Linked DNA regions of Homo sapiens: region 1 is linked to region 2. Evidence: chromatin loops called from intact Hi-C (ENCODE). Cell type or tissue: CD4-positive, alpha-beta T cell. All regions are shown on one strand. Links, peaks and the distances in the headings refer to the core of each region. The heading gives the core; the rest is flanking DNA.

Evidence for each region. Peaks named below come from ENCODE experiments on the same cell type or tissue, not always from the same donor. Only the 100,000 strongest peaks of a DNase experiment are listed, where the experiment ranks them.
Region 1: it touches region 2 in a loop (7-fold over the local background); 5 of 110 quality-filtered maps call a loop at or near these places.

The regions. Positions count from the first base shown.
Region 1 is chr2:176,003,505-176,013,407 of GRCh38, forward strand. No RefSeq gene overlaps it. Among named protein-coding and RNA genes, the nearest start is that of LNPK, 6.2 kb to the left of the region's middle. In CD4-positive, alpha-beta T cell, for the core only: no CTCF peak of the experiment used is centred there; no DNase peak of the experiment used is centred there.
Region 2 is chr2:177,612,570-177,622,248 of GRCh38, forward strand. IFT70A (intraflagellar transport 70A) reads right to left here and starts at 6,173. Exons shown (of 1, transcript NM_152275.4): 1 at 430-6,173. The coding sequence starts at 6,132. The coding sequence ends at 4,135. It overlaps IFT70A-AS1 (IFT70A antisense RNA 1), which reads left to right. Exons shown (of 3, transcript NR_198966.1): 2 at 4,732-4,951; 3 at 5,719-6,669. RefSeq lists an enhancer at 6,246-6,475. In CD4-positive, alpha-beta T cell, for the core only: no CTCF peak of the experiment used is centred there; a DNase peak (open chromatin) is centred at 6,162; H3K4me3 peaks cover 1,333 bases; H3K27ac peaks cover 964 bases.

The DNA.
Region 1 (9,903 bases), core at 538-8,537, 1.6 Mb before region 2:
TTAGCGTGTCACTGTGGATCAGGCACTTTCCAAATGTAGAAGAAAATGAACAGAAACATTTCACCTGTTTTGATGTGGAAATTTAACCGTTTTGTTTTTCAACCTTTGCTGTTGCAAAGTATTAAAGTCCTGTGCAGTTTTGCAAATATATCTCACCGCAGAAAGATCTCCTTTCCTAAGAAGACTGGGAAGAACGGCTTTCCACTTGCCAGTAATGTGTCCTCTGGTTTCAATTGAGCCATCAGTGTCTGTACTCCAGCCTGGGCTACCAAGCGATACCCCACCTCTGAAAAAAGGGTAGCAAGGGGACAGAGAAGAGCTGTCTGGATACACGAGATTCCAAAAACCTAATCCTGAGATAAAATTCCCTAGGGAATTGCTCTACCGAGAGTAGAGATTTGACCTGGAAAGAGAAGGGAGAGAAGTATTTAATCATTAACTCTTTTAATCCTCCCAACAACCTTTTTAGTATCATTTTTCAAATGAGGAAACTGAAATGTAGAAAGATTATGTACACTGTTGAAGGTAACACTAAGCCACTGCCTCCTTCATATCAAGAATAGTTGTTCATCGAGCAAATAAAGTGAGGGAAAGACATTACAAGCAGAGAAATCAACATACACACTATTGTGGCTGGACTTCAGGCTACAGGGTGGTTCCAAATATTTATTGACAAGGCCCTGTGTTACGTGCTGAGGATACAGAGATAAATAAACCAGCTGTCCTAAAGCCGCTGACACTAGTGAGAGAAACCTTAAAAAAAATACAATGCAGACTAAATAAGTGCTGTGATAGAGGCTAATGTTCACGGTATTGGAAAATGATAAGAAAACAGCAGCCGGAGAGAATGTGAGAAAGCCAGTGAAGGTGCTGCTTTAGCAGAGTCCAAATGTCAAGAGTTATCCCCTACTAACCCTGAAATTGTTCTGGGATAGGGTCTAAAGAATGAAATCCAAAGAACAACAGAGAAGAACACCAGAGAATACTTGGAGAGAGGAAACAAATTGCTCTAACCAATGGAGTTTTAAATGGTCTAGTTTAAAATAGGTTGAATTTACCTAGGTGTTATGAGAACTTAAGAACTTACATAAGTGGCATTCATTGGTATGGTCAAAGAGGTTAGGTAAGGCTTCTTTGAGGAAGTCACACCAGAATGGAGATCCAAAAGATGAGAAACTGAAAAAGGGAGAGTGGGAAACAGAGGGAATATCATGTGTAAAGCCTTTTTGTCAGAAGGGAACACTGCAAGCCTGAGGGACTGAAAGGAGGCTATTGTGGCTAGAGCCTAGGTTGCAGGGAGAAAGTGCACCAGTTTGAAGCTGGAGACCAGATTAAGCAGAGTCTTATTGGCCATATTAAGAACTGTAATCTTAAGAGAAAAAGGGAGGGGGAGGGCATTTGACATGATTGGATCTGTGTTTTGAAAAGATCATTCCAGCTGCAGTGTGGGAACACAAGCAGAGCCAGCACTGGACTAATTAAATCTATGAGTGGTGTTAGTGTTGGTAGGCATGCAAGTGGCTTGGGGTAGGAACAAGGAGATGGACAGAAGTGGGGGAAATGGAACAATAGGAAGTAAAGTGGAAGGTCTTGGTGATGGATTCAAATATCATGGGGTGGGATGGGGACTGAGGGAGAGGGAGGAGTCAGATAACTCAGAATTTCTAGCAGACCCAGTGGGTGGATAGTAATGCCATCATTGAGATATGGAGGACACTGGAAGAGAGCCAGGTTTGGGGGAAGAGGGTAATTTCAATTTGAACACGTTAAGTTTAAGATATTTTTGTGACTTCAAGGGAAGATGTAAACATTGGAATCTTTAGGTCTGCAGCACTGGGCTGGAGAAAAAAATATATATTACCATTTGCAATTTTTTGTTTTCTGCAGGGTACTTATTTTTTCAAAATACATATGTCTTTATTGTAAATAAGATGTTTTGTTTTTAAACATATTTAGACGCACTTGAACCCAGGAGCCAGAGGGTTGCAGTGAGCTGAGATGTCACCATTGCACTCCAACCTGGGCAACAAGAGCAAAACTCAGTCTCAAAAAATAAATAAAAATATATTGAGAACAGAATTTTAAACTAGAGCAGTTTCCCAGACTTCTCTGAGAGTCACCAGTGTCCCTTATCAAAAACTCAAATTCTCAGGCCCATCCCCTAGAGATTCTGATTTCACTTGTCTGGTATAGGGGGCCTGGAAATGTGGATTTTTTGACAAATGCCACTGGAGATTCTTCTTATTGCTGAGTTTCTCTGGGAAGTGGTATGCCAGTGCCAGAGGCTACCTGCATAAGAGTCACCACAGTGCTTATTGAAATATAGATTCTCGGGCCCTGCAGACTAAATCTATAGGGATAGAAGGGTTGTGAGGAATGGAAAAAGGAACATGGTACCATGTCAGGTGGTCCAAGACCTCACCCTTCATCTTTGACAGAGATGTTCTGCGCGTCCCACTGGGCAGCCCAGAGGAAAGTGGATGTCCCTTGCTGGGTGATGCGTATTTAGGCAGCAGGCAGCCCTCACAGTCTGCAATGATAACAGCTCTTAACCTAGGCCTTCTGCCCTGTCCACTGACATGGCACTCAGCCCACTTAGATAGTCTCTTTTTCCACCATTCTTATCAAGGCCCATTGTTCCCTCCTGGCCCCCAAATCTTTTTCAATGTTATTTCCAGCACCCTGTCTTTTTACTCCTGGTTCAGGTGTTTTTCAGCCAATCTCTGTGGCCAGAGCTGGGAGAGAAATTGGGTCAAATGCTATGTTTCAGTCTTGACAAGGCTTTTTTGTTCTTGAGAACCGACTTTGGAAGTGTTTTTAAAGACTGAGCTGTGTCAGGGAGGAAAAACTTTTCCTCTGCGCTCTCTTGTTTCCTCTTTGGGGGCCTGCAAATTAAAACAACAAAGATAGCAAGAGAAAAAAGACATTTAATTACATATGTACACACACACAGAGAGAGGGAGAAAGAAAGAGAAATTCACAAATAACTGACCCTAGGTGGTTAGAATTTAGAGCTTATATACCATCTTAATAGGGGACAAAGAAGGGCAGAGAGGCCCTTCTAGGAGAGTAAATGACTTCTTCAAAGGAAGTGAGGGAGAGACAAAGCATTTAGAGAAAACAAAACACTTTTTGGAAAGATAAATGGACTTTTAGGAGAATAGATGGAAGATACGATAGTTTTGTAGCAATGTCTGGGTGTGGTGCAGATGTCTCCTCAGAGAAGAAAATATTAGAATTGCTCCCCAGGAGGGGATTTATTACAATTGAGGTCTTTTGGGAGGCTTTACTTTTAGGCACATAAGGGATTTCAGGAACTCAAGTCCTTCAGCTCAAAATAACTTTTATGCCATGGTAGCTTATTCTGAACCCCTTCAATTATTTGTTCTTGTAGTCTTGCTGTAGCAATCCCAAGTCTCTTTGAGACACTGTAGATGCTTTGGAATAGAGGAAGAATCAGAACATATGAAGAAAAGAAATGATTAGAATGATTTGTTGGTGATGGCAAGCATACAGAAAAGTTTCTAAAACTGAAGTATACTATTGAGCACGATAACACACTCATGTAACCCCATATGGGCCAAAGTAGAACATTCAACACTCCAAAAGGCCCCAATGTGCTCCTTCCCTTATAACCTTCAAGTGCCTAGAGATGGCCACATCATGATTATTACCATATTTACTTTCTTGTTTTTCTTTCTGGTTTTACTGCCTAATTACTCATCCTTAAACAATATTATTTTTGAGCTCTATGTAAATGGAATCACAGAGTTTTTCATTTACATGTCTTGAACTTTTTTGATCAATCTGTCTTTAAGATTTACCCATGTTGATATGGCTGTAGTTTATTCATTTTCATTGCTGTAGGTTACTATATTGCATTGGTGTATCATAATTTATTCTACTGCTGATGGACATATAGGCTATTTCTAGCTTTAGGCTATTATAAGCAATGCTGCTGTGAAAGTTTGTGTAAACACACACACATATGTATGTTCTCTTTAAGTACATATGTGTGTGTGTGTGTGAATGTATATATATATATATATATATGTTCTAGAGCATATAAACACAGATTTCTTTGGAGTCTTTACCTTGGTATGTAATTCCTGGTTTGTAGAGCATGTATATATTAATATATTCAGTTTTACAAGATCGTGCCAAAATTTTCCAAAATGATTGTACCAATTTATATAACCAACAACAATATACAAAAGTTTCTGTTGCACTACATCCTCACCAACACTTGATATTGTCAGACATTTTAAGTTTTATTACTGTAATGAATGTGTAATGCTGTTTTATTGTGGCTCTATTTTGCATTTCCCTGATTTTTAATGAAGAATAGCCCCTTTTTATATGAGTGTTGTCTAATTGTTTAGGTCTTTCCCCATTTTTCTGTTGGGTTGTTTGTATTTTTCTTACTTTTTGTATTAATCTGTTATATAATGTTGAAACAAGTTTTATTGATTATATGTGCTACAAATGTTTTTCCCACTTTGTGGCTTGTACTTTCACTGTCTTAATGTCTTTTGATGAAACCAAGTTGTCAGTGGAGTAGAATTCATCACTCTTCCCTTATGATTAATGATATCTGTATCCTATTTAAGAAATATTTTCCAACCCTAAGATCATTAAGACTTTTATATTGTCTTCTAAAATTTTATTGCTTTGCTTTTTAAATTTTGGTCTAGGCAGACCTGCAATTAATGTTCTTACATATGGAGAAAGGGAGGCATATATAGATCCCCAACCCCTTCCATGTGGAAAATTAGACTAGCACCATTTGTTGAAAGATGGTCCTCTCTGCCCTACCCTGCAGTGCCATCTTGATCATGAACCAAGTAGTCATATAAGTATGGAGTTGTTTCTGACCTTGGTATTCTTTCCATTAGTCTATTATCTTTTTTTGTATGTTGCTGGATTCAATATACTCACATTTTGTTTAAGATTTCAGGGGATCTCACAAATAAGACTGACCTGTAATTTTCCTTTTGGTAATGTCTTTCTCTGAATTTGGTATCAAAATATGCTAGCTACCTTCATTAAATGAGTTGGGGAATACACTTTCTTTTTCCTATTCAGTTGTCTTTTTTACCCATTTATTCTTCTTGTTTTTGGAATCAAGTTGTCAAGAACCCCCAAAACTCTATGTGGATTTTTATTAAAATTTCTGTTTGTATATTAATTTCAGGGAAAACAATATTCTTCTATATGAGCCTTTCCTTTCAGTAATCTGCATTTATTCAAGTGTCCTCATATATGTTTTCCAAAAATTTTATCATTTTCATTATATAGGTCATGTATCTTATAGGAGGCAGAATTCTAAAGTCCCTCTAAGTTTTCCACCCCTAGTCAGTAAAACACTAATCTAGGCACTGCTAAGAATGTACAGATGTAATTAAATTTATAGATCTTAAAGTAGGGAAATTATTGTAGATATCTGGTTGGCCCAGTCTAACCAATTGAGCCCTCATAAAAAGAGAAATTTCTTCAGCTGGAGTCAGTCAGATGTGGCAAAAAAGAAAAGCTGAGAAAAGATGAGGCAGAAAGATCAGAGACATTCAAATCATAAAAAGGCTTGATGCCACCACGTGGTGGCTCACACCTGTAATCTCAGCACTTTGGGAGGCTGAGGCGGGCAGATCGCTTGAGCTCAGGAGTTCGAGACCAGCAACATGGTGAAACCTTGTCTCCACTGGGTAATACGGTGAAACCCTGTCTCCACCAAAAATACAAAAATCAGCCGGGCGTGGTGGCACATGCCTGTGGTCCCAGCTACTTTGGAAGCTGAGGCAGTAGGATCTCTTGAACCCAGGAGGCAGAGGTTGCAGTGAGCTGAGATCACACCACTGCACTCCAGCCTGGGTGACAGAGCGAGACTCCATCTCGAAAGAAAGAAAGAAAGAAAGAAAGGCTTGGTGCATCGTTGCTGACTTTGAAAAAAAATGGCCAAGGAATGCAGGTAGCTTCTAGAAGCTGAGAATGGCTCCTGGCTGACAGATAGCAAGCAATGGAGAGCTCAGTCCTACAAGTGCATGGAACTAAATTCTGTCAACCACCTAATGAGCAGGAAACAGATTCTCCCTTAGAGCCTCCAGAAAGGAACAAAGTAAGTAATACCTTGATTGCAGCCTTGTAAAACCTAGCACAGAGAGCTAGCTGAGTCACTCTGTGCCTGGATTTCTGACCTACAGAACTGTGAGATAATAAATGAGTGTGATTTTAAGCTGGTAAATTATGGTAATACGTTATGGGAGGAAAAGAAAACGAATATATATCTTATCAGGCAAAAATATTTTGGGTAGCTCATCAGGTAGGCCTTTAAGTAGAATGAGTCCATGAAGGTCACACTACTCAAATCCTGTGGCTGAGATTGTTTCACCTTTTAGAATTTTGACTAAAAATGCATACGCTGTATATATAAGGCAGATGGTACTTGGAGCTGCTATCAGCTACCTCCTGAAAGTGGGCTTGGTAGACAAGATAGATAGTACTTGGGAAAAGAAGGAAGTAAATAGAGGAAAAACACAGCACCAAAAGCCAAGAGCATGGAGTAAGAGCAGAATGAGCAGCATGGCTTCTCAGCCTCTGTTTGCTCACTTCTGATTTGGACCCATCCATCACACTCTCCTGAAATAAATGTGTGCTAAATGTGGTTCACATGTTCCACTTAAAAAGAGAGAAAATAAAGTCTAGATCTCTGTGAAGTAACTCTGCAAATATTGAATGTATTTCGACACTGACATTTTTCAAGTCTAACATTAAAGATTTCTATTGTCATAAATAATGCATAAATCCAGAGACCGTTTGTGTCTGAAAGGCATGATTTAAAATTAGAACACAAGGTGTCCTGGCATGTATACCTGTCTCAAAACTCCATGTGAGCTCAATCTAGTTATCAAAAAAGAGAAGAACAATTCCTTCTTACAATTAAAAAAAGTTCTCATTCTGATAATATATATATATTAGCTAAGTAGGTTAAAAATATACATTCTTGGCTTTGTGCTCAGTAACTCCAAAAGGTGACATTCTAATGCTTCCTAAAAAATAAATGATACACATGACAAATCAGGTAGCTGGTGAAACTTGAGTCTTCCCTAGAATGCCTGTAAAGCTTACACATAAAATAAGGAAGATGTAGCTTTAGCTAATTCAGACTGAAATTTATTGTTAATAGGAGTCATAAGAGTGCATGGTATTTCACAAAGCATAAAATATAAAAGACAGATTTCCTGCCCTGAGGAGCTTAGTGAAACATGTGCAGACAGTAGGTAACAGGAAAAATATTAAGTCATGGTGATTTACAAAGTGGTCACCAATGGAAGACCGAGTACAAGAAGATGCCTTATAAAAATGTCTGGTTTTTGGAAAAAGATCTTGCAAAAGCTTGAAGAAAGAATGAAAAAGAGATGAGTGAAATGAGAGTTCTAAAAATGATGAAAGAGGAAAAACTGAAGGGAGAGGTGGAGAAAAAGGCTCAGGCTGCTGTGAGACATGAACCAATATATGAATTATAGAATATAGGACTGATTTGACAAACCTCTGAAAATAGACAACCGGAAATTCTAACTATACATCTCATTTCTTATAAAACTTAAGAGATAGTTTTCTCAAATAATAGGCACTAGACCAAACTTCTTGTTCAAGCCATATTATATGTCTATAAGATATGTACATATAAATAAAATTCCATGTAGATCTGTATACTGCTGAATTGTGAATAATTTTAAAAGTTTGATTTTTTTGAGTTATAGTGTGAAAGTAACTTCCCCTTAGAAGATATATTCAAAAGCGCTAGTTTTCTTTATACATACATATGTTACAGAAAATACCCAATGCTATAGCAATACTGAAATCAGAACCAATATTTCCCTACAAGATAAAGACCAAATTCCTGTACAGTATATTCAAGGCCTGTATCATCTCCAGACTCCACCTTTGTGGACCAGACTTCTCTTTATTCCTACAATAGGCTGTATTCATAAAATTGTCTGTCCCAGTAATTTGCCTATTTTTAATTGGATCATTTGGCTAGGCGCAGTGGTGCATGCTTGTACTCCCAACATTTTGGGAGGCCAAGGTAGGAGGACTGCTTGAGCCCAAGAGGCTGAGGCTGCAGTGAACCATGATCACTACTGTAGTCTAGCCTGGGCAACAGAACAAGATACTGTCTCTAAAAAACAAAGTTAAAAAAAGAAAATTGGATCATTTGTCTTAATTAAAGGGTTTTGAGCATTATATATTCTGAATACTAATTAATTTTTAGACATCTAATTTTCAAATATTTCTCCAGGTCTGTGGTTTGTCTGTTTGTTCATTTAACATTGTCTTCAAACAGTAAAAATTTTTAATTTTCATGAGGGAAATTTATAATTTTGGTGTCATATCTAAGAAATATTTACCTAACCCAAGATCACAAATATTTTATCCTATGTTTTAATCTACAGGTTTTTACCTTAATATTTTGCTTTTAGGTCTTATGGTTATTTTGAGTTGGTTTTTTAAAGGTATGAGGTATGGGTTAGCATTCATTTTCTTTGCATATGGATGTCAAACTGTTTCTGCACCATCTGTTGAAAAGACTGTCCTTTTTCCATTGAATTGCCTTTGCATCTTTGTCAAAAATCAGTTGGCTGGCCGGGCGTGGTGGCTCACGCCTGTAACCCCAGTACTTTGGGAGGCCGAGGCAGGCAGATCACGAGGTCAGGAAATTGAGATCATCTTGGCTTACATAGTGAAACCCCGTCTCTACTAAAAATACAAAAAAAAAAAAAAAAATTAGCGGGGTGTGGTGGCATGCACCTGTAATCCCAGCTACTAGGGAGGCTGAGGCAGGAGAATCACTCGAACCTGGGAGGTGGAGGTTGCAGTGAGCCGAGATCATCACCCCTGCACTCCAGCCTAGGAGACAAAGCAAGACTCCATCTCAGGAAAAAAAAAAAATCAATTGGCTGTATATTTGTGAGTCTAGAAATAGACTCACTCTTCTTTTCATTGATCCATGTTCTCTATTTTTGCCTTTTGCTACACCATGTTGGCTACTATACCTTCGCAGTAAGTCTTGAAATGAAGTAGTATGAGTCCTCCAACTTTGTTCTTGTTAAAAATTGTTTTGGCTAACCTAGTTCTATATGAACTTTTAAATAAACCTCAATTTCTAGAAAACTATCTTGCTGGGATTTTTATTGGGGTTGCATTGATCTATATATCACTTCGAGAAAAATTGGCTTATTAGCAATATTGAGTTGTCCTATCCATGGATACAGTATTTCTATCCATTTATTTAGATCTTTGATTTCCTTTATCATTATTTTGTAGTTTCCAGCATATAAATCCTGCATAGTTTTGCATTTTAAATTTATAGCTAATTATTTCATTTTTGGTACTATTATAAATTATACTGTGTTTTAAATTTTGATTCCCAAATATTTACTGGCAACATTTAGAAATAAAAAATATGTTTATCTTTGTACCTTTTATTTATAATATTACTTTTCTAAAATGATTAATTCATTCTAGGACTCTTTTTATAGATTCCTCGGGGTTTTTTATATAAAAATCACATAGTCTGAACAGAGAGTTTTATATTTTCCTTTCCAAGCTGTATTTTTTTAAAAATCTTGTTTCTTGCCTTGCTGCACTATCTAGTACCTCCAGGATAATGTTGAAAAGGAGTGGTGAAAGCAGACATCCTTGCCTTAAACTCAGTCTTAGGGAGAAAACATTCAATCTTTCACTTGTAATACATTAGATGTAGATCTTTTTATCAGGATAAGGAGGTTTTCTAGTTTGTGGAAAATACTTATCATGAATGGATTTTGAATCTTGTCAAATGCTCTCTCTGCAACTACTGAGATGATCATGTGGTTTTTCTTATTTACTAAGTTGCTATAATGAATG
Region 2 (9,679 bases), core at 1,680-9,679:
TAATACCTTCTTGCTCATCAAGTTGCTTATTTGCTTTTCAGGGCTAGCTAGGTGGCTGGAACTTCCCTTGTAGGAACTCAGGATTTTCCTTTATTTCTATACTTGGAGGGCCCTGTAGGCCCCTAAGAGGGGTCCCTGCCCTAAGAGAAAGGTAGTAGAGTGGAAAGAGCAGGAGAATTGAGTAAGACGCCCTGAATTCTGATCCAGGCTTTGCCCGGATCCTATTTGGCTCTATCATATTATCCCGGGGAAGACATCTTAATCTCTCTGAGCCTCAGTTTTATGATTCAAGAGATGAACTGGTCTAAGCCCTCATTGTTCAGACTCTAGCTGCAGACACATTCCAGATGTTTATCTTAATCCTTAATTTGTAATTTAAAAGAACCTATTTAGGTCGTATCTACAAATGTAAAAAAATCACATTTACAATTTCCCATTTTATATTTTACATGATTATTTCCAGAACCATTTTATAATTTTACCAATCATTTCATTATAGATCTTATATACATTGTCAGAAAAATAGTCTCCTCAGTTTCTGAAACTACTTGCAGCGTCTTGGTCAAATCATGTATAGCTCTCCTCTGTTCTTTGGCATTTTGTGAAAACAGTTTAATGGTAATGAATCAGTACAAGAACAAAAGTTCTAGAAACAAAAATATTGTTTTAACTACAGAAAAATTTTTTGCCTTTTCCAGTAAACATACAAAATAATTGCACTCCTTAGCATATGTGAGTATGTGGTATTGCCTTCTAATTAAATATTTTTCAGCAAAGTGTTGCTGTTATGGTCTGATTCCTGAAGCTTTCTTTTGCTTTACAATGTTAGGGTGTGACCATCTCTTCCTATGGTACTTCATGACTAAAAATGGAACAGACACTTTATATTCACAAAAGTACATATTCTCCTTTCCATATACACTATAGTGTATGGTTTTGGAAAATTTGGAAGAATTGGGACTAAGACGTTGAGACTCTGATTAGAAAAACTAACCAGTAATTTACTGTTGAGACTTAAGATCTTGAGAGTTTGTGGGTACTCTGTGGACACATGTTTTATAGCAGATGCCATGAGTGCTGGTGAAACTTTTAGTCATGTGTCCTCTATCTTAAGCATTTGACTCTCCTAATGAAATAATTGAAAATAAAATATTAGCAGCAATAAATGCTTTCCCACATAACTTACTAGGGTCCTGCTTGCATAGTATAATTTTAGCCATTTGCTGTTTTGAATTAAGGTATTCAGTCATTGATATTGATGTGTTTTATTTCACAAACGTGCAAATTTCACTTTTGAACAAGGATTTGGGCCCATTTTATATGTTCACATGATATTAATATTTGCAATCAAGTTATTGGCAGGTCTCACTTAAACTAACAAATGCTTATTTTTCACACTAGAAATGTACTTATAAGTCTCTATATTCTAATAATTTTTCCTTATGAAGCAAGTCCTTTTCTAGTAAATACACATTATGATGTTGTAGAACGGATTTCAGTATGTGGTGGATCAATCTTGGCCCAAATCCAAAGGAGCTGATTTAATTAAACAACCAAAAGAACCTCAATTAATAGTGGTATCAAGTATAGAGTAATCACTTAGTAAAGACTCACTCCCCAAGAGAATATTAAACACTATACCTATGGCTAGTAAATTAATTACCGTTTGGCTAATGTCTGGCCCTATTTTTCAATATAAAATGATTATAGATTACAGTAAGGCAAGTGTCCTCTAAAGTTGAGTATATTTAATTCCCAGTGTTACAGAATTTAAAATGATACAAATACTGCATGTCTTTAAAATTTCAGTCTGTTTTTCTACTGAGTTCAAAAAGTTTAAAAGATGGAGGCTACCACAAATATATAAAAAAACTTCACTCTATTCTACAACTTACATAGATCTAGTACTTTTGGTGAGTCCTCTTAAAATTTTTTCTGGCATTACCAATCTGAGAGTCACTTTTTATCAATATATGTTATCTTGTTTTGCAAAAATGCATTTTTAAAAGGTTTCCAAAGTCACCTTGATAATCATAGTGCTCACTCACTTGACACTTACTGCTAAAAGGTTGTTATGCATCTTTTATACCTGGTTGAGGTTCAACTTCCAGCTATCAGAGAAAAATGTCCCTATAATTCTATAATTGACAAAAGGGAAAAGATAAAAAAGGGAAAGAGAACAGGGTGGTAAGAAAGATTGATTTTTCATTTCTTATCTTGTGATACATGCTGCAGCAGTAAACACCACTATCTCTCAAGTAGACCCTTTGAAGACAGGGGGAGAAAACACTCCAAGAGAAAGCTTTAAACTAGAGATTGCCTTCCTATTCTATGTGGCTTTGACCTTTTGGAAAGTGCATGGCCTCTTCTCCTTGTATTAAATAAAACAAGAATATGAGGACTGATGATTTGATTTGGTGAGTTAGTTATGGAAGTAGTTCTGGCATCTCTTATTTCCATTCTGTTATCCATTACTTCTGTTCTGTTAATGGCAGCAGACACTTGATTAACTACTGAGATTTGGACATGCAGGAGATCCAAGGTGGATTGTGAAGTACATCATTAGCTAAATCTCCATTACATCTTCACTTCACCGGTTCCTCTGTTTCCAGATTTCTGGCAGACTGGCATCTAAAGGCCTTCATGTTAGAAGCAGGAGAGGCTCTAAATATTTCAAGAATAATTGAGGAAAAAATACACATTATAACAGCTTGTCAAACTACTGAATGGAACGGTGGTTCATCATTTTTTGGAAGGATTAAAAGCAAATCTCCTCTTCCCGAACAAAAACAAACATTAGTACAAAAACTGAAAGAGGAAGTTAAGAGAATTATACCATTTCTAAATACTTATAAAATTATTAATTTATGCGCAACCATAACAGAGACTGGGGACCACCCTATATATATTCATAGCTACGGCTGTAAGCAAAAATTCCAGGTAAAAAGGCAAAAATCCAAATTTCTTATTAATAATCAGTATAACATCCAACAATAACAATCACTTACCATAGGGGTTAACATTTACTGTAAGCCAAAATCCTAGAAAACATTAATATAAAATACAATTATATATTTCCTAGCTGATTTGCTTATATATCCAGGTCATAAAAAAAGAAAGGCAACTTTTTTCTATGTGGCTTATACAGAATCGGATGTTACAGCTAAAAGTAATTGTAAAGGCTTCTGATAGTTCAAATGATTGTGAAATCCCAAAGAATAAAGGAATTTCTGACAGCCTAAAATTAGAAGGTATGGAACTCATACTTTTATTCTTCTCATTCTCAGTTCAGTGCTTATTTTTTCCTAAAAAATTAAAAAGTAAAAATTAAAAATTTCAGTTTTTAAAAAACCAAAAATATTAATAAGCTTCCACACTTAATATATGTCAGTATCCACAAGGAGGCAAAATCATTTCTGTAAAATCAAAAATAGAACATGAAGAAAAACGTTTATTATAAAACTTAAGAAGCAACCAATCAACCAAATTATGAAAAAAAATTTTGTCACTGACCAAACCTCATAACCTGAAAAGAACCAAGAAAAGAAATTCCCATTATACTTGTACTTCTAAAAGGGCTTAGAGGTCTAAACTAGACTTCGTTGCAATCCAGAAAGTTAAAGGACTAAAAAACTGGAGAAATAGAGTTAAGAATTAGATTTATCAGACAGCATAGTCTATGCTGAGATAGCAAAATAGACATGGCTTTATTTGCTGATTGAGAAGTGGTCCAGCCGTGGGCTAGCAGTCATTTACATATCAGTGACCAAATGCAAACATACCCGTACTAACAGTGCTTTGGTCCATGACATACCCTTTTGACAGCCCAAAGCTGAAACGTCAACTCTATCTGGGGTTACTTGCTTATACAAAGATGTTACTCTAGCAATTGTTGCTTGAGGGCAAGACCAGATGATTGTCACTAGTAGGAAGAAAGCAGAAGTGATGCAGCTTACACTGCATAGTCCCTACCCTTCTGGATTAAATGAAAAAGTTGCTCAAACATAAACTTGTTCTTACAAAGTGGATAAGATTCAAAATAAGACAAATATAAAGATGCCAAGGCTAAATACAGATAAAAAAAAGTGTGGTACGTAAGAAAGCCATTTTGAAAAAAGCCACTATCAGTCATAACTACTTATTCCATCCTATAATCTCATAAATCAAAGCTTTCAATTGTCTGGACTCATCTGTGACTGTATTCTTCCCAACATGCATTCTTTCTTCTTCGAGGGGTTGTTCAATAACAGCAGGTATGTTTGTGCCATAAAGTTCACAGTGTCCTAAAAACTGGACACATTCTTGAATAACACTGTCATGAATGACTATCATGTGTTTTGACATGTTTTCTAACAAGGACAGGAAGCATCTTTTGGCATAATACCAGGTATCTGTTCCCAGCTTTTTATTATAAGGCTCCAAGCTTTTGATAACTCGAGAAATACCAAACTCATAGTTTCCTTTGGCACAATAAAGAGTTCCTATCACCAAATTCACAATGCAGAGATGGTACATTTTCCGATTTGGGTCATCATAAGAGAGCTGCTCTTCCTCCTTTTCAATCTTCCTCATCAACTCCTCTGCTTCTTCATTTTGACTTGTCATAATATAGGAAACACAGAGATTAGCCAGTACAATAGCACTGACATTCAGGATGTTATCATAATGCTTCTTGACTATGGGTTCATAGAAACCAATGGCTTCTTTGTATTTGTTTTCCTGCATGAACAGAACATGAGCCACATTCAACTTCCACACATCATGGTCGTTACAGAATTCCACAGATTTGCGGAAGACCTTTTCCACCATTGGATAATTTTCAAGATTCCAGTAGATTTTTGCCTGAGCCATCAACACAGGAATGTATTTCTCCATGGTTTCATCATATTCATTCACTGCCTTTTTGATAGCTTCATCATCTCTGTTGTGTCTTGCTTCCTGTACTTGCTTGGTGAGTCTCCGAAGCTGCTCAGTCAGCATCCCTGCTAGCCCATCAAGCTTAATGAAAGCCTCTTCAGGAGCTGTCTGGCAAGTGATCAGGGCATCTAAGAAGTCATAGAGATAGGGTGTGAGGAACTTATACGTCAAATGGGCATTTTCTGCCAGGACATCTGCTGCCAGGTCAAAATACTCATATTTACAGTAGAGCAGCAACAGGTTGCCAAAAGTCTCTGGAGGAAAGGGATTCTGTTGGAGCAAAAACTGTAGCTTTTCAAACCCTTCTGTAGGCCTGGCATCCATGTTCATTAGTGCCTGGTTGTGCAGGGTCACAGGGTCCAACTCTTCCTCTGCCCTGGGTGGCATGTCGGTGAGGGTTTCTTGAGCTACCTCATAGTTTCTCAGTTGGTATTCTATGGCTGCCTTAAGGTTGAAGGCTTCCACCAGAGCAGTCTGATGGAGAACTAAGGTGTTGCCAACACTGCGAACATCAAAGCCCTCGGTGGTCATGCCCACACCTAGCTCAGGATGCTGGCGGATGCCACGCTCAATAATCTCAGCGATATGCTTCAGTGCTGAGGCATACTGTCGGCTGCTGTAATAGGCCAAAGCCAGGTTGTAGGAAAGGTCAGGCTGGTAGCCCGAGGCCTGCAGTGTGGCAGAAAACTTGGAGCATGCAGCTTCATACTGTCCCTCCTTGTAGAGCAAACAACCCAGGTTGACCTGGCCATCGGTCTCATTGTCGCCTCCACTTTCTTCTCCCCCTTCCCCACTCAGCAGCTGCTCCACCAGGCTCCTGGACCCTGGCAGATCGCCCTCGCTATACTTGATGGCAGCTTGCAGGCGGAGGACCCGGCTGTGGTAGGCGGGGTTATCCAGGAGAAGGAAGGCGACCCGAGTGGCCTCCGGATAAAGGCAGGCCTTGTACAGGGCCTGGGCCTGGTACAGGCGGTACTGCTCCAGTTCCGGGTGCAGCTGGCCCAGCTGCTCATAGCACTCGGCCGCCAGCGCGAACTCCTGCAGGCGGTAGTAGCAGTAGCCTAGCAGCGACAGGCCGGCACGGCTCCTGGGGCTCCGCTGCAGTTCTCGGCCCAGCAGCTGCACCGCCTCGGCGTAGCGGGCATCGCGGATGAGCCGGTACACTAGCGCGGTAAACTCCCCGTCGGGGATCTGCGCGCCGCTCAGACCAGCCATAACCACCACGGCTGTTATGCGTGCGGTTACCACGGCAACAGGGCAACCGGGCAACCGGAAACGGAAGACGACGGGTTACTTTGCCACGGAAGGAATCTGTTAGGAATAAAAAGGGACCGTTCTCGTTAGTCTCTCAAGTTCGGTTTGATCTTCAAATATTCTGGACTGCAGCGTGGCGGCAGTCAGAAGGGGAAAGACGACTACTCCGGGCCGTTCAGAGACTGAATCTTCCCGGTCCCGGCATGCATCGTTCCTGTGGCGCCGCTGCGCAGGCGTGGCCGCACTGCATGCTGGGAGGCGTAGTCCCTGTTGCACCGACCCGACTCGCGGCCCGTGTGGACGCACGGTCACTCGCCTTCCCTGCCCCCTAAAGATGAGGGGCACTCTCTGTGTCTGTTGTGCCACCTCGGTCTCTAGCGAATCGGAGGAAGATTTCCGGCACCATGTTCTGGCGATTTTGAGCCTTGTGCATTGGTGTGGTCTATACTAATGCTGGCGTTTGGCTTACTTTTAATAAAGTAGAGATCGTCAGTACAATAAAAGGACCTTTTAATAAAAGGAGCGGGATGGCAAAAGGGAGTTAACTCCTTGAATTCCCTTGGAATTAGAGCAGGTTCTTATGCTACCCCGAGGGCACAGTTTGTAAGAACAGAATACAGCAGCAAACAGAAATCCTTCTTATTTTGGTGGTTTCCAGAGGTTAATAAGGAAAAAGTGCTGTGAATCTTAATTGGTACTGGGAGAGGATCTGTTTTTGATCGCAGTATCTCTCCTTTTCCATGACAAAAAAAAAATTACTGAGTATATGTTGGCGTTTACACTTGGTTGTATCCATTGCTGTGGTCCTCCAACTGTCTCTGCCAATAAGAAATCAGTATCTTTTGTCATCTCCCATGATATCCATTGGTCTCTCTAGCACCTAATATAAACCTAATCCAAGTAAAAGTGTGTTGTTTGCTACATAATTACTGCAAATCCTTTGTATGCATCCATAATAGTGTTACTGCCCATAAATCTTTTCTGTATATAAACTTCACAGCTATCATACGGTTGATAACGATGTCAACCATATCATATAGCACCTCTATTAGAGACTGTTTACATATAGTATTTCTAATTTGAATAAGCAGCCTGCATTCTGCATATTGTAGTTTAAGAAGTCTGTGGGCTAGAAAGGTTTAAAGATTTAAGTATTACATTAATTAAATCAAACTATTAAATTAATAGTTTGTTTAAAGCCACATCTAGGTAGGTAGGGGCTGAACCATGATATCCAATAACCAATTTCAATAGGAAATAGTGACTGATGAATAACCCAATCCATGTATCTCATGTACGTGAGTTTGTAAGGGCCCATTGTTTGGTGCTAAGTGTGTATAAGGAATATTATTGTCTTTGTTTCTCCATTAAAACAATGAACTAACTTTGTGTAGTTAGTAAACTTTGAACTTCTAGGCCTTGATTCCAGCTGTGAGCAGATGTGACTACTGGAGTTGTGTAGTTCGTATTTACCCAGTATCACTGGAAGGAGATTTTTAGTAGGTGTGTGATTGCTCATATCATCATATGACTGACTTTATGTACTTACTCAGTCTTCTCCCTTGCCAGGAATTGGCAGAGTTGGGTCTTTTTGGCTGGAACTAGACAAGGAGCTTCCCAGTGCATCAATTCCAAGAAAGGGAAACTGCACCCATTTCAGGATTGAATGGGACTTTGGCTCACCTAAGACCCCACAGAAAGCAACTGTGGAATATTACTATAACTCTATTCTGAGGCTTCTTTCAATCTGATCTCTTGGTGCACCCTTTTAGAGTCTTAAGCCCAAGGAGGTACATGGGTAGAGGATACTGCTCAGTAATAAATTGGGGGAAGGGGTGCATCGACTTCTTTACAGCAGGCTGCCTGATGGTTCTCCCTTGGGAATTTAGGCTCAGTATTTTATTTATTTATTTTTTAGAGACAGGGCTTTGTTCTGTTGCTCAGGCTGACATGCAGTGGCATGATCATAGTTCACTGCAGCCTTGAACTCCTGGGCTTAAGTGATCCTCATGCTTCAGCCTCCTGAGTAGCTGGGACTACAGGTGCACAACCATGCCTGGCTAATCTTTTTTAAAAAATGTTTTAATGGAGATAGGGTCTCACCATGTTGCCCAGGCTCATCTCGAACTCCTGGCCTCAAGCAACCCTCCCACTTTGGCCTTCCAAAGTGCTGGGATTACAGGTGTGAGCCACTGTGCCTCGCAAGGCTCAGTATTTTAAAATTCTTATATATGTACTGTTACCTTAGGTAATTTGCTATTAAATTAAGGTGAGATGACAACATGGGAATGGGAAATTGCCCTTCATTAGTCTTTCTCTCTGTTTTGCAGAGTTGTATTTACATCATCTTCAAATGGCTTCTTGAAAATGTATGAAAATAAAAGGACTATATTCTCCTCCAAATTTCTGGGATCCCTACCAGGATTCAGTTGGGGTTCTCCTCTTTGTGTGGGTACCTGTGAGCATGGTGGCTGAAGTGGGCAGGAGGGAGGCCGTTCTGTGTCTCTTCCTCCTTATTTCATGTGATGCTGCTCCAGAGGCCTGGCTTGAAAAGAGCAGGACATTCTGCTTAGACAGATGGAGGGCAGGGTCATTTTCAAAATGAAATGAGTGCACAAATCACACTGTGAAATTGGCATGACCATCACTGCTGCTGTGATAGACTGACTTTTATCTGGTCTCTGATAGGCAGTTGGGGAATAGATTAGTTTTGTTGGGCGTGGTGGTGAGAGAAGGCTGTTTAATGATAGAAATTATGGAAAGAATGAAATAGGGTGGAATATTATAAAGTGTCATAAAGCATCATTTTGTTTGCAATAGGATCTTGAAAACCTGGAGGATATATCAAAAAGTAAGTGTATCATACCATTTCAATTAATAGGAAAGCATTTGGTGGTTGCAATAAAGTGATTTGGTGACTTGTAGAAAGGAATTGTAGTTTGATGAAATTTGAGTTGGACTCAGGGTGGATTTTGCTACACAAAGGGAGACATGTTTATCACGTAGAAGAGTTTCATTTAGGCGAAATAGATAGGAACAAAAAGCATGATGCTTGGTTCTTAGCATACTTATGTTCTGCCTGCCAAAATATGCCATGATCAAGTCCCATATTCTATTTGTATGTACAATCTATTTGGCATTCTCTTTTAAAACTAGTTGGCAGGTATGTCTTATTTATACTGTATCTGTGGCCCCTTTCTGTTGGTAAACATTGTTAATTTGTGAGTTTTTCAACCACAGCTGTGGTCAAACATCTTCCTTTATAAGGGAGGACCTTCTGCAAATCCATTTTCCAGTTGTTATTTCTTTTTCCCTTGGATTTCAGACCATTTTCTTCAGGATGGACAGTTTGTGGAGTTCAGTTATCTTGCATCCCCTTTCTCCCACTCCAGTCTTCTACCGTGAACAGAGAAGAAAACTATAAATTAGTGCCAAATTGGAAATATAGTTGACTGACTTTTTGGAGCATCTGTTCCACCTTTTAAGACTTTGGGAAAGAGTGTATGCT